Linked DNA regions of Homo sapiens: region 2 is linked to region 1. Evidence: read pairs that join two places in POLR2A ChIA-PET (ENCODE). Cell type or tissue: Panc1. All regions are shown on one strand. Each heading gives the region's core, and the rest is flanking DNA. Links, peaks and the distances in the headings are about the cores only. Region 1 has its middle 250 kb from the start of NR5A2. Region 2 has its middle 35 kb from the start of NR5A2.

Region 1 (16,649 bases), core at 5,006-7,505:
TCCCCTCAAACTGCTTTGCTTTCTCTCATTAATTTAACGGTTGGAGTTTCTCCAGATTCAGTTCTAAGGCTTCTTCTCATTCTCCATTCTCTTTCTAGACCTTCTAATCTACTTTCTTGCCATTATTTATTATACATATGTCAATAGCTCTAAATGTGTATATACAGTGCAGATTTATCTTCTGAAGCTCAGGTTCATGTATCCTATTGCTTATTCAACACCTCTACTTGGATATTTCATGGGCACTTCATACTCCGTATGCCCACAAATCAGTTCTTTATTCCAATCTTCTAAACATTTTTTCTCTTCTTATTTGACTTATGTGCCAAAGAAAGGCAAAATAAAACAAGAAAACTACATTTTCCCTATCAAAATAGCAAATTAGTTTTATTTGAAAATAATGAAAATGAAATTAAATGAATATTTTCATGTAGCATGGATAGGAGAGTAATCTGATACAATCTCTTTGGGAGAAAATACCTAGCAATATATATATCATTCACTCAAATTCAGTAGTTCTACAAATATATTGTTTTTAAAACTAAAATATACAAGTGAAAGTTAATGAACAAGACTCATAACCATGTCATTGACAAAATCCAAAATTTTAAATGGCTTAAATCCCAATCAACAGAGATTGGTAGTATCTAGCCTATAGTATATCCATATGAGAGAATATTATGCTTTCAACAAAGTTCGATAATTTAAGAATTGCTTAAAATATTCAGCTGAAACAATAGAACCATACTTTGTTCAAAAAAAAAATTTTTTTTTTTTTGAGACGGAGTCTCTCTCTGTCACCCAGGCTGGAATGCAGTGGCGCGATCTCGGCTCACTGCAAACTCCGCCCCCCGGGTTCACGCCTCAGGGTTCTCCTGCCCCGGGTTCTCCTGCCTCAGCCTCCCGAGTAGCTGGGACTACAGGTGCCCGCCACCACACCCAGCTAACTTTTTTTTTTTTTTGTATTTTTAGTAGAGACGGGGTTTCACCGTGTTCGCCAGGATGGTCTTGATCTCCTGACCTCGTGATCCACCCATCTCAGCCCAAAATTTTTATATGTTACATGATCTCAACTAAGTAAAAAATATATCGCTCAAACCATTAAAAGTCAATCTAACAAACTGTTATTTATGAGATGTAAAATTAAGAGTGCTTTTCTTTCTTCTACATCATACTTTCTGTATTTTTCATATTTCCTGCCTTTTATTTATCCATTCAACACACTATCGAGCATTTTTTTGCCATTCCTTGTTCTAGACACTGGGGACACAGCAATGGGAAAAATAAAACAGATGAAATTTCTACTTACATGGAGCCTCAGCCTCACTGAGAAGATAAACAATAAACAAATTTAAAAATTAGAATATATAGTATGAGAGAAAGTAATTAGATGTTGTAGAGAAAAAGACAGCAAAACAAGAGGATTCAGGAGTGCCAATGAGAGAAGAGTGCAACTTTAAATGGAGGAGTCAGAAAGGCCACACTCAGATAGTGACATTTGAATAGATTCCATTAGGAGTTTAACAGGGTGCCATGTGGAGATGTGGGGACGCACGGCAGACAGAGGGGACAGCAGGAGCAAAGGCTCTGAGGTGGGATGTGCCTGAGCATTCATAAAACAACAAAGAGGTCAATGAGGCTACAGCAAATGGTCATGTCATTTTTTCATGAGTCAAAGACAAGCATTTTAAAAGAAAGAATAGGAAAAGACATATCTGTTTCAGTACAGATGTATCAGAGAAGCAGAATTAAAAACTTGCATTTGATTTAAAAAAAAGACCATACGGAAGTTCCGTTAAATTTTTTCTAATTAATTCCCAGTGATTCTATTTGAAAATTTAAATTGCATTTATTATTAATTTTAAACACAGTATAGTGACTTTGCTTGAAAAACCAGATTTTTATAAAAGTCTTTACATACAAAGAAGTGATTGTGTCCATTCCAAAGATAAAGAAATGTAGTGAATTCAATTAAATATTATACTTAAGTTAAAAGGAATCAAAATGGATAGATCACTAAAGCACAGTGTTAACTGAAAAATACATGTTGGACAATGTGTACAGCAAGATACCATTAATGTAGCTTATTAAACACACACATAAAGCAGTGACATATATTGTTAGCAGATGTGTATGAGTATGTAAAGTTATAGGAAACAAGCAGGAAGGGTACATACTAAAGTGATGACAGTGGTTGCCTAGAAGAGGGGGTGTGACAAAAATGATGGAGGAGGTCAAAGGAGGAAGATATCTTAAAGCTGGAAACAAACAGGGCAAAACATTAATTATTGTTAATGTGAGGTGGATATATAGATGCTTATTATATAAAGCTTTGTACTTTTTCAGATTTTTAAAATTTTCCTCAAAAAAGGAAGGAAGGAAGGAAGGAAGGAAGGAAGGCAGGCAGGCAGGCAGGCCTGTCCTCCACCTATGAGGTAAGCAAGTCAGTTAAAATCAACAAGTGTTCAGTAACCACCTGTGATATTGCAGGCACTGTGCCCAGAGCTAGATGTACTGAAGTGAGTAAGACACAGTCCCTTCCCTAAAGCAGCTTCCCAGGAGAAGTCTGGTAAGCACGAGTATGTGTTTTAATGTGTTTTTTTTTAAGCTACACAATCTAATTGTTAATACCTTATTCTAGATAAATCATCACTGATAATAGCTTAATTTTATTTTCGTGAAGGATACTAACTCTAATTTAACTAGAAAGAGGATACTTGCTAAAGATAGATTTATTAATTGACATTAAACGGGGAGAAGTCAAACAGTCCCGTAATCAATAAGCATTTGTGTGGGGTGGGGTCAATTGCTGCTAATACTCTATTATAAATTACCCTAATGAAATCACAAGTAATGTGATTTCATTAGGGTAATTTACAAAGAATTTACAAATCTTTCATTTGTAAATCATAAAAAAAAACTAACTTAGAGTTCACAGATTGAAAAGTACAAAGATGGTTCTAGCCTCTAGCTCTAGCTTCAGTCAGGACTGGATCCAGGTGCTCAATGTCACCTACAATCTCTCTCTACAACAGTTGGTTCTGCTATCTTTGCAATGGCAAATTTCTAAGGCAGATCCACTGTATGAAGTGAAAAAAATTGGTCATCAGTGGCTCCAGCTAAAGGGAACACTTCACACACACAAGTCCCAGACAGATACTGTGTTCACTCGCAATAGGTTAGCTTTGTGATGTGTTCACTCCCAATAGGTTGGCTTTGTGATGTGTTCACCATGGTGGCCAAGGGACATATCAGCTCCAGTGAGCCGAGAATGGAGGACATGTGCTTCTTCAAAGGAAAATGAACACTGTAAGCAAAAACAAAAGTATATACAGCATATGAAAAAAGTTACTTACAAAATATTTTGTCATTAAGCTGTGGTAATGATTCTGATACCAAGCTCTGCTAAGCATACTACCAACATCATCTAATCTAGACCATATAACAACATCTGAGGTAGATACTCTTATGCCTATTTTAGAGCTCAGTAACTCAACTCCCAAAGGAGTTAAATTGTCCAATTATGTAGCAGAAATGGGATTAGCAACCAGGTGATAGATTAATTATTACTTTGAAAGGATCAGATTATTCTATCAAAATGAGTTCTATTTGCTTTTAAAGATTATTATAATCCAGGCCAAAAAAAAAGATACTCTTAAAATTCTTAAACAATAAATCCAGTTCCTGTTAGTAACTATCTGAAATGTGAACCCAGTCTAATGAATGTCATCCTCTTAGGATAACCAATTCATATCCTACATATATTTCATCACATCCAGTTGCTTTTCAGAATTTATTCTCCATTTTTTTATGGATGGTCTTTGATTTTTAAAAATGTAATTTATGTCTCTAGAAAACAACCTGTAAAAAATAATAACAGTTTTCTACAAAACTACAGCAATTCTTGGCACTCACTGCAGTGTTGTGAGGCCACTCAGCTCAGCCTTCCAGTCCTGGCTGGATTTTCCACGCAAATCTTTCTCCATTTTCCAACTATCCTCCTTTGGGATTCTCTCCACTTTCAGCTCCCTGCTACATATAAAGCAACCTGACACAATCTCTTAATATCAGTAATTCAATTAGTTAATATGTGTAAAGTGCTACTATGTGCTAGGCACTCTGCTAGGCTGTAGGGACTCAAAGAGACACAGTCTTTGTCCATAGTCTAGGAGTGAAGATAGTACTATTGTCTCCCTCTCTCTCACCATCTGTCTCTTCCTTCCTCCCTCTTTATTCCTTTCTTTCTCGGCATTAAGAGAAAAAAAGCAGGGACTGAAATCCAACCACTTTTCCAATAGCCAAACCTGCACCCTGGCCCAAGGCTCCATCGGTCTAGAGGAAGGGGCATCTTTCTCCAAGGTGGTAGCTTTGCACAAAGATGCCATATGTGATTAGAAAGTTCTGCCTGTCTGCCTTCTTTCTTTCCTTTCTTCCTTCCTTCCTGCCTGCCTGCCTTCCTCCCTGCCTGCCTGCCTTCTTTCCTTCCTCCCTTCCTTCCCCCTTCCTCCCTTCCTTCCTTTCTTCCTCTCTTCCATTCTTACTTCCTTTCTTCCTTCTATCCTTCCATCCATCACTATTGGCCACTGTCTGTGCTATAATAGATGTTGAATATCCAACAGTAACCAAGACAGGGTTTCTGTACTCATGAATCTTACAGCATAGCTGGAAATATAAATAGATAAATTATAATAAAAGGAGAATGCATTATTACAAACATGAAAAACAAGTAGCATGAAAGAATAACTAACTCAATCTAAAGAGGGAGAAGAAGAAAATGGTCAGAAGAATCCACCTCTGAGCTGGGTTTGAAGTGTCTGTTGGAATTTGCTGAATGGACAAAAAAGGAAGAGCAGCCAGCCAGAGTAAATAGAATATCAAAGCTGAGAGGTGTGAAACACCATTGTAAGCACAATGGTGTTTCTGCTTCAGTATTAAAGGAATTTTCTACTTGCCACTCTGAAAAAAATCTCAAAGTAGTCCCACAAACTATAATCAGCTTTGAATAAAGGGTCTAGGCAGGCACAATGGCATATCCCTATAGTCCCAGCCACTTGGGAGGCTGAGATTAGCAGATCTCTTGAGCCAAGAAGTTTGAGACTGGCCTGGGCAACATAGTGAGACCCCCAACTCAAAAGAAAAGATCTAAAACTATATTATTTTCCAAAACCAGGGGAAAAAGTCATTCAGGCAGCATCAATAAGCTATATTTTCATCTAGAATTGACCTCAACAGAAGCAAAATTACATGTCATTAGAATTTCTTCATAATCCCAGACCAGGCAGGAGTCAAGTAAAAAGATGAAACATTTTTATTTCAAAGCAGAGTCAAGAGCAGAAAAAAAATGTATCATTCAAATTGAAAAAAATAAAAAATAAAAAAAGGCAGTTCCTTTCCTTTTTCACTCTCAGCCTGTACCTGTCATTATCTAGACATTTGCTGCAACTCTTCCTGCCCTCCTGCTGTGTGGAGACCACTTGGTGAACAAATCTCTGTGCCTCTTAGTAAAGCATGGATAGAGGTTATTGCCCACATTTGTTCATGGATCTACTCCACGTTACAGAGAAATGTTTGCTTAAGAAAGAGCTAAGGGCTGGGCACAGTGGCTCACACCTGTAATCCCAGCATTTTGGGAGGCCAAAGCAGGCAGATCACCTGAGGTCAGGAGTTCAAGACCAGCCTGGACAACATGGCAAAACCCCGTCTCTATTAAAAATACAAAAATTAGCCGGGCGTGGTGGTGCACGCCTGTAATCCCAGCTACTTGGGAGACTGAGGCAGGAGAATCGCTTGAACCCAGGAGGCAGAGGTTGCAGTGAGCCGAGATCATGCCACTGCACTCCAGCCTGGTGACAGTGAGACTCCGTCTCAAAAAAAAAAAAAGAAAAGAAACAGAGCTAGGGAGGTGCCAACACAAAAGCTAACCCGCCCATTTCTTCACAGGACATGTTGGTCCTCTTGAAGTGAGGTCTGAGGTCATTTGTGGGGCATCAGAGAGGATGAACGCATGGCTGATTTTATGAGGCTTGCTGAGAGATAAGGCGCAGACTGCAGCTTTAACTGCTACAAGGTCAAACACTTGACCAAAAATGAAAACAAAAATGAAGGAAGCAGAATGTTGCAAATGACAGAAAGGAGAGAAAACAAAAAGACAATCTCTTAAAATACTATGTAAAAGATGCACTGAAAAATAATTGTACTAAGGTAGCTGTATGAATCTCTCTATGGTTTCTGTTCTGTGTTTTTATGATCAGCTCAAGTAACTAAGTACATATGGCATGTTTGTAAGTAAAGCAGTCAATGAAGTTGGTTACACCTCTGCATTTATTACCATGCCCCTGAGTATTATTAACTTTTACACTCCCCATAAAATATAATTTATCACTTAAATAATTTGCTTTGTGTCAGGGTTCAGTGTGCTCCAGTGCCTTCCTGCTCATTAAATGAGATATTTTTACTTAATGAGCCAAGGATGTCCTTTGTATTTAACATTTGAATTGATTTCTAACACTTCACTCTTATAATAGTTTGGTGTGTAATTCCAAAAAATATGGGTTTTATTTCACAATGTCAAAGAAAAACAGTTGAGATTGTTAGATACATGTGGCATTTTAAGTGATAAGAAATGGTTTTATCCCTAACTAACCATAAAGATGGAGCGAACAAAAATCATGAAAGTATGCCACCATAAAATAATTATTTCTTTGCACTAGGAAGCAAATAACGGAATTTGGGAACTGACATATCTATTGATTGTTCAAAACAAAAGTTCAACTCTAAGCTACTCTGAAAAAAAGTTGTGATCTAATGCAAAAATACAAAGTCAACGCTGCCATGGTTAGCTGAACGTCTTGGGATTTTTTCAACATGTATAACCACTAGCTTCTGGGTCAGCAGTATGCACTTGATGAAAATGACTGGCTGTTTGGAACTTTCTTTCCATTTAACAAACCAAAGCTTAAGAATTGAAATCCCATATTTTCTAAATTATTTTTCAATCCTTTGGTATTCTAAACAGTTGAAGATACTTACTGTCACCAGACAGGGAAAGAGAGGAGAAACCAGGCCCAGAAACGGGGAATAAAGATATCTTTGAGCTGGCCCAAGTGGCTCATGCCTATAATCCCAGCACTTTGGGAGGCCAAGGTGGGCAGATCACTTGAGGTCAGGAGTTCGAGACCAGCCTGGCCAACATAGTGAAACCTTGTCTCCACTAAAAATACAAAAATTAGCTGGGCATGGTGGTGCATGCCTATAGTCCTAGCTACTTGGGAGGCTGAGACAGGAGAATCACTTGAACCCAGGAGGCAGAGGGTGCAGTGAGCCGAGATCACACAATCCAGCCTGGGCGACAGAATGAGACTCTGTCTCAAAAAAAACAAAAAATAAAAAACAAAAAAAAACACATATCTTTGATATGAAAACTACAGGCAAAAATGTTATATTAATCCAAATTATTCATAATTCATAATGTATGCATATATGTGTATACATGTATGTGCATATATCCTAATGTAAAGCTTCTATTTTGGATAACAGCACACTGGATTGATCATTTATTAAGCATTTTTTTATTCTGCTTCAAATATGTATAAACAAGCATATCATTATATTACAATATAAAATCATTAAGAAAAGCAGGATTTAAAAGATTTGGGAATAAAACAGTTGAATGCTTATTCTGGTTTTATATACTCTAGAGAATTTGAGTACTTTTCCCTCGCTTCTTATTCAGAATTGTCTCCTATTCTATATCCCCTGCTTATTCTTCCAGATCCATGAAAATAGACCATAATTTCAATCGTCTGTGATGACAAAGGAACTAGACCAATAATTTCCATGGTTGAATAAGCTTAGAAACTAATGCCTAGTATAGTCTCCGCTTATAGTTTCACAATGCACATTTGCATTTTTAAAACTATGGAAAATTCTACAAAAAGAAAACTTGTTTATCCCAGGGTTTCCCACATGTATATGACTACAGAAACGTTTACTTCAGTAACACCTTTGGATACCCATTAACACTACGGTTTTTTCAAAAGGAATTTCAGAAATGGTTTAACAATTAAATAAATTTAATTAAATAACCAATTGAGTGAGGGTATTTGAGTGATGATTGAGTGAGGGTGTTTATATTTTAGAAAATACCTCTTTCTAGCCAGGCCACAGTGGCTCATGCCTGTAATCCCAGCACTTTGAGAAGCTGAGGCAGGAGGACTGCTTGAGGCCTGGAGCTCAAGAGAAATGAACAAAGTATTAATAAATTGAATGGTACATTTGAGTTAGAGAAAAGTTTAAATTAAGAAATAGTTCAATAATGCACATTTAGTATTTGGAAGAAACTAGTTTGTGTATTTGGGATTCATGCCCTGGAGGATCTAACTTTAATAAATGAAATCGTAATTATTTTAAATTAATTAAAATAAATCATTTTCAATGAATTTATCATTAATACTATTATTCATTTTTTAAAAATTGCCCCAAGTACTAATGTAGTATTAATTCCAAAATAAACATAATTAAAAATAATAAAAATTTAGTAAATTCTCATAACTGGTTCAAAATACGTGTTGAAGAAAAACAGCATTTTTACATACATTGATTTTTTTTAATTGATTCTCCAAGCATAGCTACATTTTTAAAAAAGAAAAAAAAAATGACTCACACACCCTGGATTCCTTTGATTGTTGAACCACTTTTCTAATATAAACAGAAGCAGTGAGTAACACTCTAAATGGTATACAGCAATGTTGTTCTACAAAATGAAGATTAATACCAAAATAACCTTTCAGTTACCTTATATATTTGAATTTCAATTCTGTCAAATAATCAAAACTTTTTCCTTTCATTGTAATATGTATATAATCCTTAAAATGTACTTGCATTTTAGTTTTATGTCTAGAAAAATCTCTATAAATGGATGTCATTAGAAAAGCTCATACGCTGTGATATGCCCATGCCCACAAAAGCAGCCTTATTTCTTTTCACCCCTTAATCCATTTGTCCTCCAGCAAAACCAACAATCTCCCAGGAAGATTTCCTTGAGACTTCTGCTCCAAACTGGTTTAGACACCTGACCTCTAACTCTCAGTGATATCTCATGCCTACCTCTTTTACTTCCACATTTTATCATAATTATCTGTTTATCTGTTCATCTGTGGAAACTCAAAAGTTGAACAAACAAGTGATTTAAAAGTTGGCCAATTATTAAAAAGTCAAAAAACAATAGATGTTGGCATGGATGTGGTGAAAAAGGAAAACTTATACACTACTGGTGGGAATGTAAATTAGTATAACCTCTATGGAAACAGTATGGGGATTTCTCAAAGAACTCAAAGTAGATCTACCATTTGATCCAGCGATCCCACTACTGGTTATCTACCCAAAGGAAAAGAAACCATTATATCAAAAAGACACCTGTACACGTATTTTATCATAGCACAATTCATAATTGCAAAGATATGGAGCCAAACTAAGTGTCCATCAACCGATGACAACATAAAGAAAATGTGGTATATAGACACCCTGGAATACTACTCAGCCATAAAAAAGAATGCAATGTTGTCTTTTGCAGCAACCTGGATGGAGCTGGAGGACATTATTCTAAGTGAAGTAATTCAGGTATGGAAAACCAAATACCATATGTTCTCACTTATAAGTGGGAGCTGAAATATGGGTTCACAAAGGCATACAGAGTGGTATGATGGATGTTGGAGACTGAGAAGAGGGGGGGATGTGAGGGATAAAAAACTACATATTGGGCACAATGTACACTTCTCGTGTGATGGGTGAACTAAAATCTCAGACTTCATCACTATACAATTCATCCATGTAACCAAAAACCACTTGTACCTCTAAAGGTATTGAAACTAAAAACAAAATTTTAAAGATGGCAAACTCCTAAAAGTGAAATTATCATGTAATACTTATAAGATAATCAAAGGAATTAAGTGACGATGATGTTTTAATAAACACGATGTCCTGCTGGGAAGAACGTGGAGAGTGTTATTGCTTCTCTGAAGGATTTTGCCTTTTTTTTTTTAATTAAGTAAATTCTATACCCATTTTTTCCAGAATTTTTTTTTTTAGTTTTACTTTAAGTCAATGATATGAATTAGATAGAATTCTAAGTAAATGCTATACCCATTTTTTCCAGAATGGTTTTTGTTTAGTTTTACTTTAAGTCAATGACATGAATTAGATAAAATTCTCAAGCTTTCATTAAGACTTTAAGAGGCTACCACCTGCCTCCATGGCATTTAGCATTTCACAGACTTCCTTGCATTACCGTAACAAAATGTTCTCATGAGGAAGCAGCTAGTGCTGATTTATATTCTCTACCCTTTCTTTAAAATTGAGACCCCATATGATACTCTTCACTGACCCCAGATCTTCTTGCACTAGTCCTTGTGAGAATGCCCAGCATATTCAGTATCTTGAGCTGAAAAAAGAAAAATCTCTACAAACTTGCTTGGTTAAGAGAGTGTAGGCCCTTGGAGAGTAGAGCCCAAGAAAGTAGAACATATCTGATAATCTTTCTCAGTGCTAGAGTTCCCTCCTTTCTTTTTCCACCATAAGCCCTCATTTCAGCAGATCCAAAAAAAAAAAAAGATTTTTGGAATCACAGGCCTCCTTCCATTATAACCATCATCAGCTTTGATATTACCAGATACTTCCTCTAGTATTTTATTAAAAAATACTGAGTCTCTGTGATATCTCTTATTTCATGACAACGTAGTTTGCAATTTGCCTAGTCTCACACCTGGGAAGAAGCAAGGGCATTTTATTGTATCAGAGCAAACATTCATGTAAAAAGCAGGAGAAAAAAGACCTTTCACTTTTAACCATGAACAAGTTCTCACCCTCCCTGTGCATCTAGTTTTCAGGTGAAGATGAGTTGACCGAAGTGCATGTGGCTGATCCAGCTGTTGCACCCTCCATCCAGTATAACTTTTGTGCCGTTGCCTTTGGTGCAACCCCTTGACATGAAACCACAGTTCTTCCAATAAGCAGAGTGAATGTGAACACATGTTGGCAGAACTGTGCCATTTACAAAGGAAGTGGTGAGATATTACTGAGGAAAAGCTAGACAATGCTGCACCAGCAATCTGATCCCGCTCATTCTTTCTCCAAAATGTAGTTTCCAACTCTGCAGGAGTAGTGGCTGTGAAATACATGGGAAAGAGTTTGAAAAGTATGTATCCCACATTTCACAGCACTTTCCAGGATTTTACATTTCAGTATAGACAAAAGTAAGTGTATAATGCTTGTAAATAAAATTTACAAACCAAACAGAATTTTGCCAAACAAGAAAGTTGTTTCCCTTACAACAGCCCAACTTGTGATTTCATTAACAAAACTGATATGTTAGTTCAAATCAAATATCTCATATCATTAAACCATCCACAAGCAAATTTGTTTTACATTAACAGTTGAGTAACCCTGCAGAGAGTGCAAGTTCAGGGGAACAGAAAGTGAAAATATAGTCTTACCAGCATGATTTAAATTAATTAAACAAGCATTAGTACCTTCAAGCAGTTACACACTATTACTTTAAGTCTTTGGTGGGGAAAGCTATGATTTACATGTTCAATCATTTTAATACTTTCTATGAACCAGATGTTACAGTAGCTTTGTTAGCTGATGCCATAAACAAAAGATACAGTTGAAAACACATGCTATAATAATTAAAATGTTATTATGCTGACACCATCTTTCTTCTAGGATCTTGTAACATCTGTATTGACTGTGATAAGCATTGATTATCTGGAATGATGTAAAATATTTGGGGAGTTAATAACAATCAGGAATTCAGTACATGCTAAGACAGCAAAGATAAATCACAGGAAATACAGATCAAAGCAGGTTTGTGAATAAGCTTGTTTTTATAGTTAATGACTCACTATAAAGTACATATACACATTTCTTTTCTCCAATGAGATGCACAAGGAAATGCCATAAAGAAACATCCCGTCCTGTGTAGCATTTCTGTACATCTGTCGAATTTCCATATGTAGAGAGGAGGATGTCAACACACAGCACTACAAAGACTGAATTGATCCAATCCATCAAGTACTTAACATGCACTTTTAAAATCATTAAAAAGTTCTTTGAATTATTAAGACCTATTTCAAAAGAAAAAAAAAAGCCCACAACTTATAAATCTTGCATTTCCTGGGAGGTTAATTTAAGGATGCTAGGGTCAGCAGTTATCCAGTTCTAGCAAAGATTCTGAAATTTCCCTTCAAATATGGCCTGATAGTGAGTCATTTTCTTTTTTTCTTTTTTTAAAGAAAATCTCACCCAGCATCACCAAGTGGATGCCTTACCCTCTTTGAGAACCTTATTTGAAGAATAAATTGCTCAAGGCACTAAACTGGGGCTCTTTTCAGTTTATCAAAATAGACACAGAAATAACTGACAGTCTGTGATCTATTTCTCACGTATATACATATAGGTGCACAGAAGCTTTGTATAATATAGAGTAAACCCTTCAACGTAATCTAAAAGCTCATCACCATCAGCCTCCCACCTTCTCTCTAGCCTCACCTATCACCACTGACTATCTTTCCCAGCTACTTCCAATCTCCTTCCTGCTGCACTTCACCATAGCCCTTATAACCACAACATACTTCCCTCTCCTGCCTGCCTATTTAACTGCCCCTGGGTCCATTCCCAACATGATTTAGTCTTCATATCCCCTGGAAAGTCTTGTGTGATGCCCTCCACTTTGGGTCAAGTGCATTTTTAAGGTGTGCTCCCACAGAACCTTATACTTACATCTTCCAAAATATTTATCACATTGTATCAAAATGGCCATTTGTCTCGTCTGTTTCCCCACAAGTCTATGAGGTCTTTGAAAGCAGGGGCCACATTTTATACATCTTTGTATTTTCAGGAAAAGTATACAGCATCTACTAAATACATGCTCAGTGAATGGAAAAATAAGTCAATGCCACATTCACCCACATCGTATAATTTGACTCTGAGAAAGATCCTATCAGAGATGTCTTACATCCAGAATACAATGAGGAATTATTCTAAGCATGTTCTAGGGATGCAGAGTATCCTAGACTGGTTCCAACACTTTAGAGAGGATTTGGATCCTGTGAGTTCTCAGAACAAAATGAGAAGAAGCCAAGAGGAAAACTAAAATCCGTCTAGATTTGTACCCTAGAACAAACCTAAATAGGTAGTCAATATGATAACCAATATTTTCCAAATAACATAAACTAGTAAAATGCTTCCCAAACCTGGCTGATTCCACTCCTGAGTGGTTACTGTAGAGATGGGGATTGGAGGGAGAGGACAGAAAAAAGGGAGTAGAGGAGGGTGGGGGAAGACACATGTCCATGGTAAGACAGATAATAGAATGTCCATAGCTGCTTTATTTATAATAGCCAAACATTGGAAACATCTCAAGTGCTCCTCAACAGGTAAATAGCTAAACATTTTGTGGTATATTTATAAAATTAAATACTATTCAGCAATCAAAAGAAAGAAACTACTGATGCACACTACATGGGCAAATCTCAAAAACATGATGCTGGGTGAAAGAAGCCTTACTCAAGAGTACATATTGTGTGATTTTATTTCTATGCAGATCAGAATAGGCAAAACTATGGTAAAAAAAGAAAATTAGAATGGTAATTGCCTATTCTGGAATGGGCCACAAGGACACTTTCTGGGGTGATGATAATGTCCTATATCTACATGGATATAATCTGTGTAATCTGTAAGTTACACAGGTATATGTGTATCTATACATAAACACACATATATATTTGTCAAAATGTACCAAATGGCACACTTAAGATTTGTACTTTCCACTGTGTGTAATTTTTGCCTTAAAAAAATCACAAATAATTCTTGAGTTCTAACTAATGATATACCTGCTGAAATGTTTAGGAGTGAAGTGTATTGAGGTGTTTAACTTATTTTTAAATGTATCAAAGACGGGACTGATGGATGGATAAAAGAATGGAAAGATGAAAAGATATGTGATAAACTAAACGTAGCAAAATGTTAGTTGTAGCCTCTAGGTGGCCAGTATATGAGTGTTCCTTGTAATGATTCTTTCAACTTTGTTGTATTTGAAAATTTTTTATGACAAAATAGTAAGGGTAGAGTATATATTCTAATCCTTCATCCCAAATTACTCGGGGGCAGGGAACCGAGGTACAATCATGTTATTTATCTACATTGTGTTAAGCTTTCCAAGTGACTTTGTATTCAGCAATCAGCTACAGGTTGATGCAATTAATATTTAGGACGTACTGGAATTTGTCCCAATTTAATAATGTTGTGAGAACCCACATCCCAACACACAATTTTTTCTCTCACCTATCACAAATTAATGCCTGAAATTCCACCAATCTAGATTCACTTCACGAGGGAGAAGTAAATAAGCCAGTAAATCAATAATTAACCCACAGTGAGAAAATAAGGTAATGGAGCCTTTCCAACTGGGCGTTACCTGAATATGCATTTTCATGAAAGCTAAGGCAGGCCAAGAACAGAAAACTGAGGGGAAAATGTCTTCTCAGAGAGAATAAGAACATCTGAAAGTGCCCTTGACAATCTTGCCTCCTCTCAGCTGTGCCTGAGAAGTACCATACAGTAAAATAACCAAAACACAGCAATTGATTGAGATACTGAAGAAAAGCTTTTTTGCCCTTTTGGGCCTCAATTACTTTAGCTGTAAAACACAATCTTTCCTGTTATCCATAATGGTTACAAGATAGGATTGACGGATGAAATACAGGATGCCTAGTTAAATTTGAATTTTGGATAAACTGCATATATTTAGTATATCTATGTTTCCATTATTGTATGGTACATACTCACACTAAAATATATATATATATATATATAATTTACCCAACATTCAGGTTTAACTGCGTATTTTGTTTCATTATTGTTTTATATTTGTTTTTCTGTCTGTTGCTAAATCTGGCAACTCTATTCCAAGGGGACGTGAATATTAGAACTTCAGCTCAGATTCAATGCTATTTTGACGAAAAATTCCTTATGACTGAGAAACCAAAGTGACTCATTTTGAAAAGTGTAAGTATTATGTGTAAAAAGGTTTTAAGTGCATGATGCAAACGGAACTTTTTTTTTTTTTTTGAGATGGTGTCTTGCTTTGTTGCCCAGGCTGGAGTGCAGTGGTGCAATCTTGGCTCACTGCAACTTCTGCCTCCTGGGTTCAAGCGATTCTCCTGCCTCAGCCTGTCAAGTAGCTGGGACTACAGGTGCCTGCCACAATGCCCAGCTAATTTTTTTTTTTTTTTTTTTTTTTTTTAGTAGAGATGGGTTTTCACCATATTGGCCAGGCTGATCTCGAACTCCTGACCTTGTGATCCACCCGCCTTGGACTCCCAAAGTGCTGGGAATACAGGCGTGAGCCACCGCGCCCGGCCACAAATGGAGTTTTCAAACTGTAAGCCATTCAGATGAGGCATCCTTGTTTGCAGTAAGACCAATGTCTGATTCTGCAGAGGCTCTGTAATTCACCACTGTGCCCAGCTGAAAAGGAATGGTGGATGCTTCTATGACCTTTATGAAGATAAATAAGGAAAGAAATGCCACAAGATATGTGAATCAATGCAACTGTCTCCATGTGTAAAATGTTGCACATGGTTGGGGTGAGAATGGGGAAGGATTCTTGGCTTGGATGAATACATCTACTTCATACAAATTGAAGAATTGTTTTAACCGTGTTCAGCTCCAACCGAATGCCTCCACCTCAACTTAATGCAAGCATGGGATGTTTCTTACTCATCTGAAGTCAGAGTAGGTTCAAATAACAGACATTAAATCCCCACCCTGGAATCTGGAAGAGGTCACTGGGGCTAACTGAATACTCCATTGTTTTATTTTAAAATTCTGTGTGAAATGGCCACCGATAAAAAATGAGTTTTTCCTTAAAATGCTGACTGAATCTGTTTTGCAGGAAAAGGAATAGGCAGCAGACACAGTTGAAATGTCTCTGCTTGGGCATTCAGCTTCAGAGTGGAGAAGCTGAATATTTCATATTTAAAAGTTGAAATTAAACTTCCAACATCAGGTATCATATTTTAGAAGCCACTAGGGTAAGAGTCAGTCCCAGAAGAGCCTTGTTTATTATTGTTTATTCTCATAAACATAGATCATTTTGAAGGAAATGTGAAAGAGCTGAAAGTAATAAGAAGTTGCTGCCAGATAAAAGCTGACCTTCAGAGTCTACACAAGCAGTTTCTTCCAGGTTTCTTGTAACATGCAGCTCCTTTACATGGTGGGTGAAAATTTTGAGTTAGGAATGTGTTACGTTTTGCACAAGCTTTTGAAATCTTAACTAAACACTAACTGAGGTCACCCCTAAAGAAACAAAAGTGTTTACCTAAATGCAATCTCACCTTCATATACACATCACACATTTGATTTCATATTTTCTACACACATTTTAAATTCATTTGCTCTTTCTTTATACCATAATGTCTTTTCTTATGCTATTTTAGTTTCTCAACTATTGTTTATTCCACCCATTCAGCATGGTACATTTAAGCTTTTTATTTTTTTTAAAGACTATGCATTAACTTTTCTTTTTATAACCCCTGCACAGCTTTTTTTTAAAAAAAAAATTGTTGTAACATTTTGTACTACGCCATGGC
Region 2 (16,649 bases), core at 4,947-7,446, 210 kb after region 1:
ATATTTTACAGAGTTTGACTCTTTTCATAGACAACTTTAATAATCATTAGTAAAGATAATTTTGTTATTAATAAAATTTTTTAAATCTTCAAAACTTAATGTAGACATTTAGTCACTTTATTAGTCAGATAGGTCAAGTACTGTATTTACTAAATATTTTAAGGCCATAAACTATTACTTCTGTAATATTTCTAATAATTGTTTGGCTTGTTTATGAACTTATATTTTAGAGCCATTCGATTTTAGGCTCTAAACCAGGGGTGTCCAATCTTTTGGCTTCCCTGGGCCACACTGGAAGAAGAATTGTCTTGAGCCACACATAAAATACACTAACGATAGGTGATGAGCTAAAAAAAGAAAAAAAATTTGCAAAAAAACTCATAAAATTTTAAGAAAGTTTATGAATTTGTGTTGGGCCGCATTCAAAGCCATCCTGGGCCGCATGTGGCACACGCTCTAAACACATGGCTGTGATAAGGCCTGGGGACATATAAGATCTTACCTGGCCCAGCTGTTCCTCCTGGCTGTACTAAAAAAAGTCTGATATTATCTCTACAGCTTTGTTCTTTGTCCTGGGCTCCACATCTAATAGATAATCACAATTACTTACTTCCTAGGTTTTCACTAAAAATAAGGATTACTGGCCAGGCATGGTGGCTCATGCCTGTAATCCCAGCACTTTGGCAAGCCAAGGCGGGCAGATCACTTGAGGTCAAGAGTTCAAGAACAGCCTGGTCAACATGGCAAAACCCCCTCTACTAAAAATACAAAAATTAGCTGGGCGTGAATGACACGTGCCTGTAATCCCAGCTACTTGGGAGGCTGAGGCACGAGAATTGCTTGAGCCCGGGAGGCAGAGGTTGCAGTGAGCCAAGATCGCACCACTGCACTCCAGCCTGGGCAACAGAGTGAAACCCTGTCTCAAATAAGTAAATAAAGGTGTTTGCTTTTTTAAAAAAGAAAAAGAACTATTATCTTCAAATGGCATTAAGATAACTAGATAATTCGGTGGATAGGAGAAAAGACAATGATTTATCTTACTATGAAATATCAGACACCAAAATAGGATACTTAAAATAGTTTTAAATCCTTAAAAATTAGCAGAAAACCAAGCTGGGCACAGTGGCTCACACCTGTAATCCCAGCACTTTGGGAGGACAAGACGGGCAGATCACCTGATGTCAGGAGTTTGAGACCAGTCTGACCAACATAGTGAAACTCTGTTTCTACCGAAAATACAAAATTAGCCAGACATAGTGGTGGGCGCCTGTAATCCCAGTTACTGGGGAGGCTGAGGCAGGAGAATTGCTTTAACCCGGGAGGCAGAGGTTGCAGTGAACTGAGGTCATGCCACTGCACTCCAGCCTGGGCAATAGTGCAAGACTCTGTCTAAAAAAAAAAAAAAAAATTAGCAGAAAACCAAACACATATGATGATAATAAGTTCCTCGGATCTGATGAAATAGAAGAAAATAGAAATGACAGAAAATGAAATCAAATAAAATATTTAAATTTCTGGATAATAAAAAGTTCAAGATTAGAAGAAAATCAGATAAATCTCAAAACAAGGAGTGTTATCAATATCTCATCTTAATGTTTAAGAATAATAAATGTCCACTTTGGGAGGCCGAGGCAGGTGGATCACTTGAGGTCAGAAGTTCGAGACCAGCCTGGCCAATATGGTGAAACCCTGTCTCTACTAAAACTACAAAAATTAGCTGGGTGTGGTGGCAGGCACCAGGCTTTGAGACTCCAACTCAAAAAAAAAAAAAAAAGAATAACAAATGGCCAGACATGGTGGCTCATGCCTGTAATCTCAGCACTTTGGGAAGCCAAGGTGGGTGGATCATTTGAGCTCAGGAGTTTGAGACCATCCTGGGCAACATGGCAAAACCTCATCTCTACAGAAAATACAAAAATGAGCTGGGTGTGGTGGCATTCGCCTGTAGTCCCAGCTACTCAGAAGGTTGACATGAGAGGGTGGCTTGAGCCTGAGAGGCAGAGGTTGCAGTGAGCTGAGATCTCACCACTGCACTCAAGCCTGAGAAACAAAGACAGACCCTGTCTCAAGATAAAATAAAATGAAATTTAAAAAGAGTAACAAATAAGAGTTAGCTATTGAGGAGGCTGAGGTGGGAGCCTCACTTGAGCTCAAGAGTTTAAGGCTGTAGCTGGGCGTGGTGGTTCATGCCTGTAATTCCAGCACTTTGTGGGGCTGAGGCAGGTGGAACACCTGAGGTCAGGAGTTTGAGACAAGCCTGACCAATATGGTGAAACTCTGTCTCTACTAAAAATACAAAAATTAGCTGGGCGTGGTGGGGGGCGCCTGTAGTCCCAGCTATTTGGGAGGCTGAGGCAGAAGAATTGTATGAACCCGGGAGGCTGAGGTTGCAGTGAGCCAAGATCCTGCCACTGCACTCCAGTCTGGGTGACAGAGCAAGACTCCATCTCAAAACAAAACAAAACAACAACAACAACAAAAAAAAAGAGTTTAAGGCTGTGGTGTGTTATGATTGTGCTTATAAATATTCACTGCAAGCTAGTCTGGGCAACATAGCAAGGCTCTGTCTTTTTTTTTTTTTTTTTTTTTTGAGACAAAGTCTCACTCTGTCACCCAGGCTGAAGTGCAGTGGCTCCATCTCAGCTCACCGCAACCTCTGCTTCCCGGGCTCAAGAGATTCTCATGTCTCAGCCTCCTGAGTAGCTGGGATTACAGGCACCCACCAACATGCCCGGCTAATTTTTGTATTTTTAGTAGAGATGAGGTTTCACCATGTTGGCCAGAAAGGTCTCCATCTCTTGACCTCGTGATCTGCCCACCTTGACCTCCCAAAGTGCTGGGATTACAGGCATAAGCCAGTGCACCCAGCCTATTTATTTATTTTTGAGACAGGATCTTGCTCTGTCAACCAGGCTGGATGGAGTGCAGTGGTGCAATCATGGCTCACCGCAGCCTCAATTTCTGGGCTTAAGTGATCCTCCTGCCTCAGCCTTCCAGGTAGGTGGGACTATAGGCATGTACCATCATTCCTAGCTAATTTTTTATTCTTTATTTTTGTAGAGATGAGGGTCTTGCTTTGTTGCCCGGGCTGGTCTCCACTTCCTGGCCTCAAGTGATCCTCTACCTGGCCTCCTAAAATGCCAGGATTATAGGCCTGAGCCACCAGGCCCACCCTGCCCTACTTTAAATTTAAATAGCTAATGGCTATCGTATTGGACAGTACACATTTAAAGAATTTTTATTCATTGCTAGATTGAGTACTTGTTATCTTTTCACACTTGAGCTTCTCATCTCCAGAACTAAAAAAATTATCTTTATTAAACATATACATATTAAAACAACCTCACTGGCTGGGCACAATGGCTCATGTCTGTAATTTTAGCACTTTGGGAGGCCAAGGCAGGTGGATCCCTTGAGCCCAGGGAGTTTAAGACCAGCCTGGGCAACAGAGGGAGACCCTGTCTCTACAAAAAGGTATTTTTATTTTTTAATTTTTATTTATTTATTTATTTATTTATTTATTTATTCATTTATTTATTTTGAGATGGAATTTCCCTCTTGTTGCCCAGGCTGGAGTGCAGTGGCGCAATCTCAGCTCACCGCAACCTCTGCCTCCCAGGTTCAAGTGTTCTCCTGCTTCAGCCTCCCGAGTAGCTGGTATTACAGGCATGCGCCACCACGCCCAGCTAATTTTGTATTTTTAGTAGAGACAGGGTTTCTCTATGGTGGTCAGGCTTGTCTCAAACTCCCGACCTCAGGTGATCCACCTGCCTCGGCCTCCCAAAGTGCTGGGATTACAGGCATGAGCCACCGTGCCCAGCCCCAAAAAATTCTTTTAAAAAAATTAGCTGAACACAATGGCACGTGCCTGTAGTCCCTGCTACTCAGGAAGCTGAGGTGGGAGGATGACTTGAGCCTCGGAGGGGTGAGGCTGCACTGAACCATGATTGTGTCACTGCACTCCAGCCTGGGTGACAGAGTGAGACCCTGTCTCAAAAAAAAAAAAAAAAAAGGTAGGACTTATCTGTCATACCCATTACTCACAGCACTTGGCACAGTGATAAACACACCAGAGGCTGGGCACAGTGGCTCACACCTGTAATCCCTGCACTTTGGGAGGCCAAGGCAGGCAGATCACTTGAGGTCAGGAGTTCAAGACCAGCCTGGCCAACATGGCAAAACCCTGTCTCTACTAAAAATACAAAAATTAGCCGGGACTGGTGGTGCGTGCCTGTAATCCCAGCTACTCGGGAGGCTGAGCCAGGAGAATTGATTGCTTGAACCCGGGAGGTGGAGGTTGCAGTGAGCCGAGATTGTCCATTGTACTCCAGCCTGGGAGACAGAGCAAGACTCTGTCTCACAAAAACAACAACAACAACAAAACAAACAAACAAACAAAAAACAACAAAAAAACCCACAGGAGACACTCTACAGAATACTTATGGGATCAATTGGTTCTTAAAAAAAACAAATTATTGGCCGGGCGCGGTGGCTCACGCCTCTAATCCCAGCACTTTGGGAGGCCGAGGCGGGTGGATCACCTGAGGTCGGGAGTTCAAGACCAGCCTGACCAACATGGAGAAACCCCATCTCCACTAAAAACACAAAATTAGCTGGGGTGGTGGCACACGCCTATAATCCCAGCTACTCAGGAGGCTGAGGCAGGAGAATCGCTTGAACCCAGGAGGCAGAGGTTGCGGTGAGCTGAGATCGTGCCATTGCACTCCAGCCTGGGCAACAACAGCGAAACTCCATCTCAAAAATAAAAAAATTATTTATAGCTGGGCATGCTGGTTTATGCCTATAATTCTAGCACTTTGGAAGTCCAAGGTGGGAGGAATACTTGAGGCTGGGAGTTCAAGACCAACCTGGCCAAAATAGTGAGATCCCCTCTCTAATAAAAAAAAAAAATTCTGTTTATAAAAAGAAAAAAAAATTTTTTTTTCAGAGACAGGGTTTCACACTGTTGACCAGGCTGGAGTGCAGTAGCGCAATCATGGATCACTGCAGCCTCAATCTCCTGCGCTCAAGCAATCCTCCCATCAGCCTCTGGAGTAGCTGGGACTACAGGCATGGACCAGTATGCCTAATTAATTTTTTTTTGGAGACAGCATCTTGCTCTGTTGCCCAGGCTGCAGTGCAGTGGCATGACCTCAGTTCACTGTAATCTCTGCCTCCTGGGTTCAAGCAATTCTCCTGGCTCAGCCTCTCAAAAAGCTGGGACTACAGGTGCCCACCACCACACCTGGCTAATTTTTATATTTTTAGTAGAGATGGGGGTTTCACCATCTTGGCCAGGCTGGTCTCGAACTCCTGACCTTAAGTGATCTGCCCACTTCAGCCTCCAACAGTGTTGGATTACAGGCATGAGCCACCATGACTGGCCTTTTTAAAAATTTTGTGTAGAGACAGGATCTCACTGTCGCCCAGGTTGGTCTCAAACTCCTGGGCTCAAGCAGTCTTCCCTCCTTGGCCTCCCAGAGTGCTAGGACTGCAAGCATGAGCCATAGTGCCCTGTGAAAAAACATGTTTTGAAGTATTTCACTGCTAGTATTAATTGATGCATCACTGAAATACGGCTCCTTAGTTGCCTAGTTAGCATCAAAGTAATATAAAATGACTTTATTTATTTATTTATTTATTTATTTATTTATTAAGACGGAGTTTCACTCTTGTTGCCCAGGCTGGAGTGCAATGGTGGCGTGATCTTGGCTCATTGCAACCTCTGCCTCCCGGGTTCAAGTGATTCTTCTGCCTCAGCCTCCTGAGTAGCTGGGATTACAGGCACCCTCCACCATGCCCAGCTAATTTTTGTATTTTTAGTAGAGTTGGAATTTCACCATGTTGGCCAAGCTAGTCTCGAACTCCTGACATTGTGATCCACCCGCCTTGGCCTCCCAAAGTGCTAGGATTACAGGCGTGAGCCACTGCGCCTGGTCAGAAAAGTGACTTTATAGTCAAGAGATGTAGGAAAACCTAGACATTTTCTCACACATCTACCGCAATGCCTTTTGCAGGAGTTAAAGAATAATTCCCACTTTTTAAAAGTCAAGGGTACAACACATGAGTTGTCATTATGATTTTAGTCTGTAGGCAAAGCTATGAAGGCAGATTTTTACTGGGTACAGACTGCTGGGGATGGCCGACCAAGTCAGTGTACTCTTTATAATATTGTTATTATTACTGATAACTATGAGAGTGAATGTTTCTTGATTATTGTTCTATGCCAGACATAGTTACACAAGTGTTAAATCGAGTAATTTTCACGGCTTCACAATATTCCTGTAAGGTAAGTACAGCTAGAGCACCCCTAATCCAAAAATCCAAAATGCACCCAAATTTGAAACTTTTTTTTTTGAGACAGAGTGTTGCTCTTGTCGCCCAGGCTGAAGTGCAATGGCTGGATTTCGGCTCACTGCAACCTCTGCCTCCTGGGTTCAAGCAATTCTCCTGCCTCAACCTCCCAAGTAGCTGGGATTACAGGTGCCTGCCACCATGGCCAGCTAATTTTTTTTTTTTTTTTTTTTTTTTTTTTGAGATAGAGTTTCGCTCTTGTTGCCCAGGCTGGAGTACAATGCTGAGATCTCGGCTCACTGCAACCTCCACCTCCCAGGTTCAAGTGATTCTCCTGCCTCAGCCTCCTGAGTAGCTGGGACTACAGGCATGCGCCACCATGCCCAGCTATTTTGTATTTTTAGTAGAGACGGGGTTTCTCCATGTTGGCCAGGCTGGTCTCGAATTCCGGACCTCAGGTGATCTGCATGCTGTGGCCTCCCAAAGTGCTGGAATAACAGGTGTAAGCCACAGCGTCCAGCCTAATTTTTGTATTTTTAGTAGAGATGGGGTTTCACCATGTTGGCCAGGCTGGTCTCAAACTCCTGACTTCAAGTGATCCACCCGCCTTGACCTCCCAAAGTGCTGGGATTACAGGCGTGAGCCACCATGCCTGGCCAAATTTGAAACTTTTTGAGTGCCAGTGTCATGCTACAAGTGGAAAATTCTACAACTGACTTCATGTGATGAGGTTGTAGTCAAAACACAGACAAAACTTTGTTTAATGAATAAAATTATTTAAAATATTGCATAAAATTATTTTCAGGCTATGTGTATAAGGTGTATATGAAACATAACTACGCTTTGTGTTTAGACTTTAATCTTGTCCCCAAGATATTTCATTTTATATATATATATACACACACAAATATTCCAAAACTTTTTAAAAAATCTGAAATCTGAAACACTTCTGGTCCAAAGCATTTCAGATAAAGACTACTTAACCTGTATTGCTATTATGTCATTTTACACATGAGGAAACAGAAGCTCAGAGATGCTAAGCAATTTACCTGAGACCACACAGCTAGTAATCAGGCAGTCTGGTTCTAGGGCCAGAGCTTCACATTCTGAAAAGCACAACATTTGAGAGAGAATGGGGGACAGAGGAAGCTGAAAGCAGAGATAAAGCTTGACCTACCCTCAATTTCCTCAGAATTTTGTTTAGGACAGAATTTTTAGCTATGATTTATTCCCTCAGGGTCAGCCCTAAGATAGATAAAGCCATGTGATGAGAGGAAGTCAGGTCTTTCCAGAATGTGCTATAGGTTTTTTGTTTGTTTTTGTTTTCTTGAGACAGGGTCTCACTCTGTCTCCCTGGCTGGAGTACATTGGTGCCATCATGGCTCACTGCAGCCTCAGCCTCCCGAGCTCAAGCAATCCTGCCACCTCAGCCTTCTGAGTAGCTGGGACCACAGACATGCACCACCATGCCCGACTAATTTCTGTATTTTCTGTAAAGATGGGGTTTCACCATGTTGCCCAGGCTGGTCTTGAACTCCTGGGCTCAAGTGATCTGCCTGCCTCAGCCTCCCAAAGTGTTGGGATTACAGGCATGAGCCACTCCATCCAGCCTTATATTTTTTATTAATAACAGTGTTTTTGCTGGTGGAAGTATTGGTTGAGTATCTCTTACCTGAAATGCTTGGGACCAGGAGTGTTTCAAAATTTTTGGATTTATTTCAGATTTTGGAATATTTGCATTATATACTTACTAGTTAAGCATTCCTAATCTGAAAATCTGAAATCCAAAATTCTCCAATGAGCATTTCCTTTGAGTGTCAAGTTGGCACTTACAAAGTTTCGGATTTTGGAGCATTTCGGATTTTTTATTTTTGGATTACAGATGCTCAACCTATAGCAGTAAATGACCCAAAGGAGAAGATTCTAATTCCATTTCTCAACCCATAGTCCCCCAAGCAGATACAGCAGGAAAAAGACAAAATGAACTAAATGTTTAAGTAGCAAACATATAGTCATTTCAGTTGGGGATGGAAATTCCATGTGTAGGAAGCTTAACTGAAGCAAAGTTGAAGGTAGCAGTTCATAACACACTCTTTACTACTGTAACTGCTCAACTTCATATAATAATAACCAGAAAACTTGCCAAATGAATCAGATTTCTGGATATTTTTCCTTCTCTTTATTTCATTTTTCTTTTCTTGTTTTTTGAGACGGAGTCTCGCTCTGTCGCCTAGGCTGGAGTGCAGCGGCACGATCTCGGCTCACTGCAACCTCCGACTCCCTGGTTCAAGCGATTCTCCTACCTCAGCCTCCTGAGTAGCTGGGACTACAGGCGTGCACCACCACGCCCAGCTAATTTTTGTATTTTTAGTAGAGACGGGGTTTCACCATGTTGGCCAGGATGGTCTCTATCTCCTGACCTTGTGATCCGCTCACCTAGGCCTCCCAAAGTGCTGGGATTACAGGCGTAAGCCACCGTGCCCAGCCTTCATTTTTATTTTCTACCCCTAAACATGAAATCCACCCTGAAGTGTTTAAGACAATCAGGTGAATTCATTCATCTGCTCTAAATTTTTCACTTAAAATCATACCAATTTTGGCCAGGTGTGATGGCTCATGCCTGTAATCCCAGCACTTTGAGAGGCTGAGGCAGGAGGATCACTTGAGCCCAGGACTTCAAGACCAGTCTAGGCAACATAGTGACACCCCATCTCTACAAAAAAATTAAAAATTAGCTGAGCATGATGGTGCTGCCTATGGTTTCAGCTACTCAGAGGGCTGAGGTGGGAGGATCACTTGAGCCGAGGAAGTCGAGGCTGCAGTGAGCCATGATCTCGCCACTGCACTCCAGCCTGAGTGACAAACTGGGAACTTGTCTGAAAAAACAAAACAAACAAAAACCCAGGTTTTCCCAAACCACAAATGAGATCAGTTCAAATTTCAGCACAACTGTGTATGAGGTGCTATGCATTCAAGAGGCTGCAAAGAATTACAAGCCATGGACCCTTTGCTCCTGAAATTCACAAATAGCACAGGCTTTCTTAAGGAATTCAATTTTAAATATACAAGAATAAATAAGAATACAAAAGAATAACAAAATGGCACATTATATACTTAATTGCTAGATGAGAGGCACAGACAATAAAGTTGACAAAACAGTAATGAAGTGTATTAAATAATTTAATCAAAAGCAGCTCATGTATTTGTGAATCAGAGATTTAGCTCTGAAAACAATTACTGGGGAAAAGCCTCATGACTCAGAGAGTAAAGTCAGGTTTGAAACCAATAGACTGTGGCTTTTGCTAACTTCTAGATGGTGCTGAACCTATCACTTAGTCTCACTGTGTTTCTATTTCTTGATCTGAAGACTGAGCTCAGTAGGTTAAGCCAGCCTATATAGACACTGAAAAATAATTTATGTATTAGAAAGACAGAAAAAGGCTTTTCTAACATTAAAGAAAAAAATTGACACTATGCCATGAGTTCAAGTGATTCAAAACAGGATGCGGAAATTAAACTCCATGAAAAAATAAAAATTAGTAACTATGAAAGACCCCAAACTGGCTACTATGTTAGCCACTGTGCCCAGCCGACTGATAGCGTTTCATAAAGCAATCCAAGTAAGAGTCAGTTCACTACTCCAATGAGATAATCCTTTTATTTTACATTAAATCTTTTTAAAATTAGTTAAGCACCCAGGCATTATCTAGATTGTAGAGCTTACTAGAAAGCTACTTTTTTTTCTTCTGATTGTCACTCAATTAAAAAAATGGAAGAGAAAATTCATTGAAGTAATTATGAATCTAAGTAGGCAGCGTTTCGGTTACTCTCTTTAGTCCTTTCTATCACTTGAGAAAATAATGTATCCTTTGTAGCTTGTAACTTTCTCAAGGACCTCTAGTAAGGGTCCTGGAAATAGGTACCTAACATCAAATGATGCCTTAATAGACACCAGTATTGAGACAGATTGAGATTTTCCTCAATGAGTACAAGGAATTGCTACAATTTAACTTTATTTTCAGCCAAACCGACTTAGGAATGCGTTATGTTTTTCAGGGACACTGGAATGTCAACTCAACAGTGTTATCTGACATAGTCAGGTCAAGGCAAATTATCTGCTTGGTCTAGGGGCATCCTAACCATCAACTCCCAGGTCCTTAATAACTGAGTTCAACTGAGTCCTTTTCTTGTTTCCTCTAAGCAACCAGTGGAAGCCTATATAATTCTCATCTTATAAAAGAATTCATTTAAAGGCGGTTTGAAAGTTAATGGTTAAACCCATTGTTTGTGGTTCCATGAATATAGGTCACAATAGTAACAAGCCTTTAGACAGAAAGTACATAAAGAGGTAGTGAACAGTTCAGGACCTTATTACAACATGTCTATCAAGCCCAAAGGGGCAAACAATGTGTCTGATTGATTTTTTTTTAAAGGGGGGAATCTCACAGACAGCTCAGCTCTCATTATTCCACTAGCCTCTAAACCTTGCCCCAAATTAAGACTGGAAGTTGAAGCAAAAGCTTTCTTGATTCAACTCCCCAGGACAAAAGTCACAGTTACATTCAAGGTTCTCATCCTTCCTCCCATAGGTTCAGCTGCTTGAGATCTAGAAATGTCGATGTGTAAATTATCCCAAGGATGGGTAGACTTAGGGAGAATAAAACAAGACCCACCTACTGTGCCCCCAGCAACACAATTCTATATTTATTTATTTATTTGATTTTTTTGTTTGTTTGTTTTGAGACCAAGTTCGCTCTGTAGCTCAGGCTGGAGTGCAGTGGCATGATCTCAGCTCACCGCGACCTCTGCCTCCCTGGTTCAAGTGATTCTCCTGCCTCAGCCTCCAGAGTAGCTGGGATCATAGGCGCATACCACTGTACCTGGCTAATTTCTTGTATTCTTAGTAGAGATAGGGTTTCACTATGTTGGCCAGGCTGGTCTTGAACTCCCAACCCCGGGTAATCCCCCCGCCTCAGCCTCCCAAATTGCTAGGATTATAGGCGTGAACCACCGCACCCGGTGGAAAAATATTTTTTTTTTAGAGACAGGGTCTTGCTGTGTTGCTCAGGCTGGAGTACATGGTTATTCGCAGGTGTAATCATAGCTCACTGTAGCTTCAAACTCCTGGGCTCAAGCAATCCTCCCACCTCAGCCTCCTAAGTAGCTGGGACTACAGGTGCCCACCACCACCCTCAGCTAATTTTAAGAATTGTTTTGTAGAGATCAGGTGTGGTGGCTCACTCCTGTAATCCCAGCACTTTGGGAGGCCGAGGTGGGTGGATCACGTGAGGTCAGGAGCTGGAGACCAGCCTGGCCAACATGGTGAAACCCCATCTCTACCAAAATACAAAAAGCAGAGCGTGGTGGTGGACACCTGTAATCTCAGCTACTCAGGAGGCTGAGGCAGGAGAATCGCTTAAACCCAGGGGGCAGAGGTTGCAGTGAGTCGAGATCGTGCCACTGCACTCCAGCCTGGGCAACAGAGCGAGACTGTCTCAAAAAAAAAAAAAATTGTTTTGAGAGATTGGGTCCCACTATGTTGCCCAGGATAGTCTCAAACTCCTGTCCTCAAGTGATCACCCTGCCTCGTATGCACTCACACAACTGTGCCTGGCTATATATTTTAAAAGAGATTAAATCCTCTCAAGTTTACTCATTTTAATCATATTTTAAATTTTAAATCATATTTAAAATTTTTATTTATTTTTTCAGTTAACCATTAATCAAAGGGAATCATTCACATTTAAAGAAAGAGTATAGGCCAGGCGTGGTGGTGCATGCCTGTAATTCTAGCACTTCGGGAGGCCTAGGTGGGCAGATCACTTGAGGCCAGGAGCTTGAGACCAGCCTGGTCAGCATGGTAAAACCTCATCTCTACTAAAAATACAAAAATTAGCCAGGTGTGGTGGCACATGCTTGTAATCTCAGCTACTCCAGAGGCTGAGGAACAAGAATCACTTGAGCCTGGGAGGCAGAGGTTGCAGTAAGCCAAGATCAAACCACTGCACTCCAGCCTGGGCGACAGAGCAAGACTCTCTCAAAAACAAACAAACAAACAAAAAAATAAGAATCAGTGTAACAAATATTTAGATAGGGATATGTTCATAGGACTAGATGCAAGTTATATTTTTAAATATAGTAGACTGATCACTCAGCTTATGCTCCGACTAGCTGTGTCTAAACCAGCCCAGCCTGCGAGATGTTCATCGAATGCACAGTTACTGAGCACCTCTTGTATGACACATACTGAATGTAGTCCTGAGGATAGGAAGAGCAAGGGTTAGTTATGTGGTTATGTGGGAGACAACAATATGATGATACAAGCCACTATTGTATTACCAATGGGCTTCAGAGAATCCAAATGGCTGGTATTGAGTGACTTTAGATGTAATATTAGTTTGGGAAATAAAATTACAGCATCAGGATCAGGCGTGGTGGTTTGAGCCTGTAATCCCAGCACTTTGGGAAGCCAAGGTGGGAGAATCACTTGATCCCGGAAGTTCAAGGCCAGCCTGAGCAACATAGTGAGACCCCATATGTACAAAAAACACCAAAATTAGCTGAGTGTGGTGGTGCACGCCTGTAGTCCCAAGTACTCTGGAGGCTAAGGTAGGAGGATTGCTCGAGCTGGGAGGTTGAAGCTGCAGTGAGCCAAGATCGCACCACTGCACTCAAACCTGGGTGACAGAGCAAGACCCTGTCTCAAAATCAAATAAATAAGTCTGGGCAAAAAAGCGAGACTCCGTCTAAAAAAAAAAAAAAAAATTCTTCAAACACAGAGATCCTTACTGTGATGCTTTGTGGTGGTGATAAACTATAAGGATTGATGGTCAGGTGAGGGTAATGCTCTCAAAGATGCTCCTGTGGCATGAGTGCATCTTGGTTTCCATTTTGCTTACAGCACCTTGCACAAATTAGAGTACTTGGGCCAGGCACAGTGGCTTATGCCTGTAATCCCAGCACTTTGGAAGGCCGACGCGGGCAGATCACCTGAGGTCAGGAGTTCAAGACCAGCCTGGCCAACTTAGTAGAGACAGGGTTTAGCTCTGTCTCTACTAAAATACAAAAAAATAATCCGGGTGTGGTGGTGGGTGCCTGTAATCCCAGCTACTTGGGAGGCTGAGGCAGGAGAATCGCTTGAACCCAGGAGGTGGTGGTTGCAGTGAGCCAAGATCACACCACTGCACTCCAGCCTGGGTGACACAGTGAGAGTCCGTCTCAAAAAAAAAGCAAAAACAAAAAACAAACAAATTACTCGATAAATATGAACAATACCAAAGAATAAATACTTAAATATCAGCAGCTTGGTTATCAAGTCTAACAAATTGAACACCTATCTTTCTTGGATTTCACCTTCTCTCTCTTGCTTACTTTTGGCACTAAAATATCACAAGGCTACCAAATGCTATCATTAAAAACAAAAACAAAAAAAAAGCTGGCCAGGTGCGGTGGCTCACACCCGTAATCCCACCACTTTGGGAGGCCAAGGAGGGCAGATCACCTGAGGTTGGGAGCTCAAGACCAGCCTAACCAACATGGAGAAACCCCGTCTCTACTAAAAATACAAAATTAGCCAGGCATGGTGGCGCATGCCTGTAAACCCAGCTATTCGGGAGGCTAAGGCAGGAGAATCACTTGAACTTAGGAGGCGGATGTTGCAGTGATCCAAGATCGCACCACTACACTCTAGCCTAGGCGACAAAGAGGGAGTCTGTCTCAAAAAAAAATAATAATCAAGCCAGGCATGGTGGCTCGCGCCTGTAATCCCAGCACTTTGGGAGGCTGAGGCGGGTGGATCACCTGAGGAGGTCAGGAGTTCCAGACTAGCCTGGCCAACATAGTGAAACCCTGTCTCTTCTAAAAAGACAACGAATTATGGCTAGGCGCGGTGGCTCATGCCTGTAATCCCAGCACTTTGGGAGATGAAGGCGGGTGAATCATTTGAGGTCGGGAGTTCGAGACAAGCCTGAACAATATGGAGAAACCCCGTCTCTACTAAAAATACAAAATTAGCCGGGCGTGGTGGTGCATGCCTGTAATCCCAGCTATTCGGGAGGCTGAGGCAGGAGAATCACTTGAACCTGGGAGGCAGAGGTTGCGGTGAGCCGAGATTGCTGCCATTGCACTCCAGCCTGGGCGACAAGAGCAAAATTCTGTCTCAAAAAAAAAAAAAAAAAAAAAAAAAAATTAGCTAGGCGTGGTGGCAGGCGCTTGTAATTCCACCTACTAGGGAGGCTGAGGCAGGAGAATCGCTTGAACCCAGGAGGCGGAGGTTGCAGTGAGCCGAGATCGCTCCATTGCACTCCAGCCTGGGCAACAAGAGCGAAACTCTGTCTCAAAAATAATAAATAAATAAATAAATAAACCCAGAAACATGTGGAGGAGGAAAGTCAGGGAGCTATTGATATTTTGTCAAAAATATGAGAGAATAGTAGAGAGATTTAAAAAAATTGAGGACTTTTTTTTGGCCTGGATTATACTTTCTAGCCTTTCGTTTTAAAATAAATCAGAAATAATAATTTTATGAGCAATTTTAATTAAGCCTAATACACTTTTCTGTTTCTAAAATTACAAGAATGCTTTGATCTTAAAAAATTTTATACTACTATACCTATTTTTCTTTTTTTAATTTATTTATTTATTTATTTATTTATTTATTTATTTATTTATTTATTTTGAGACGGAGTCTCACTCTGTCACCAGGCTGGAGTGCAGTGGCACGATCTTGGCTCACTGCAACATCTGCCTCCCGGGTTCAAGCGATTCTCCTGCCTTAGCCTCCCGAGTACCTGGGACCACAGGTGTCCACCACAACACCCAGCTAATTTTTGTATTTTTAGTAGAGATGGGGTTTCAGCATGTTGGTCAGGATGGTCTCCATCTCTTGACCTCATGATCTGCCCCCCTCGGCCTCCCAAAATGCTGGGATTACAGGCATGAGCCACCACGCCTAGCCTTTTATTTATTTTTTTTGAGACAGAGTCTCACTCTGTCACCCAGGCTGGAGTACAGTGGCACAATTTCGGCTCATTGCAGCTTCCCTTCCTGGGTTTAAGCAATTCTTGTGCCTCAGCCTCCTGAGTAGCTGGAATTACAGCGGTGCACTCCCTCACCCAGCTAATTTTTGTATTTTTAGTAGAGATGGGGTTTCCCCGTGTTGGCCAGGCTGCTCTCAAACTCCTGGCTCCAAGTGATCCAGCCACCTTGGCCTTGCAAATTGCTGGGATTATAGGCAAGAGCCACTGCACCCAGCCCTATGCCCATTTTTCTAAAATGCTAGGGTTTTTCTTTTTATGCACAATGGTATTTTTAGTAGAGACGGTGGCTTAAAAATTCTGGATATTTTATCTGTCAGTTTTTTGACTACTCAGTTCAAAATCAAGATATTGTAGAGATTGAAACCCAGGCAGGCTGGGAGCAGTGGCTCATGCTTGTAATCCTAGGACTTTGGGAGGCTGAGATGGGGGGATCACTTGAGCCCAGGAGTTCGAGACTAGCCTGGGCAACATGGTAAAACCTCATCTCTATAAAAAAAAATGCAAAAACTAGCCAGTCATGGTGGCACACACCTGTAGTCCCAGCTACTCAGGAGACAGAGGTGGGAGGATTCATTGAGCCCAGGAGATCAAGGCTGTATGCAGTGAGCCATGTTCTTGCCACTGCACTCTGGCCTGGGCAACACAGTCTCAAGGAAAAGAAAGGAAGAAAGAAATAAATAAAAGAAAAAAGGAAGGAAGGAAGGGAGGGACGGAGGGAGGGAGGGAGGAAGGAAGGAAGGAAGGAGGGAAGGAAGGAAGGAAGGGAAAAGAAAAAACCACAGGCAGCTGGATGTGCCATGTGATGGGCTTTCTTTCTCTTCTGGACAGGCAACAAAAATTGGGACCAACTTGGCCATATCTCAGGGAGAAAATGGGCCTTGTTGTTAGCCAGTCCCAAATGCCAAAAGATTCATTCAGGTCCTGAAGACATAGGGCAGGTACAATGGTCTTCTCTTTTCTGTGGTTTCTCTTAACAATAGAAAAAGAAAAAGAAGAAATCTTAAACCTGGTGCAACTAAATGGAAAACCTTGCAAATCTCCTGATAAAACGATTTGGGGACTCTGGGACGATGAAGGTCTCTTTAACAAATCATAGTGGACTTTCCCAAAAGCCTGATACTCAGCAATATCTTGAACAAGATTTTAGAAGATTTGAGGCAGAGATACAAACATGTTTCCACTAAGAGAAACATTGAGCTGTTTAAATGTGTTGTTGCTGCAAGAGAATTTTGTTTTAATGTGACAGTTTTGGCAAAAAAGATTTGATGGGAGTTGTTTGCTCTTTGAAAGCCATTAGGGGAGAATCTACACCTGCTG

Evidence for each region. ChIA-PET counts read pairs that join two places held together with the same protein. Peaks named below come from ENCODE experiments on the same cell type or tissue, not always from the same donor. Only the 100,000 strongest peaks of a DNase experiment are listed, where the experiment ranks them.
Region 2: POLR2A ChIA-PET joins it to region 1 with 6 read pairs; 2 of 35 experiments call an interaction of 5 or more read pairs at or near these places.

What each region holds. Positions count from the first base shown.
Region 1 is chr1:199,772,457-199,789,105 of GRCh38, forward strand. No RefSeq gene overlaps it. Among named protein-coding and RNA genes, the nearest start is that of NR5A2, 250 kb to the right of the region's middle. In Panc1, for the core only: no CTCF peak of the experiment used is centred there; no DNase peak of the experiment used is centred there; H3K27ac peaks cover 235 bases.
Region 2 is chr1:199,984,880-200,001,528 of GRCh38, forward strand. No RefSeq gene overlaps it. Among named protein-coding and RNA genes, the nearest start is that of NR5A2, 35 kb to the right of the region's middle. In Panc1, for the core only: no CTCF peak of the experiment used is centred there; no DNase peak of the experiment used is centred there.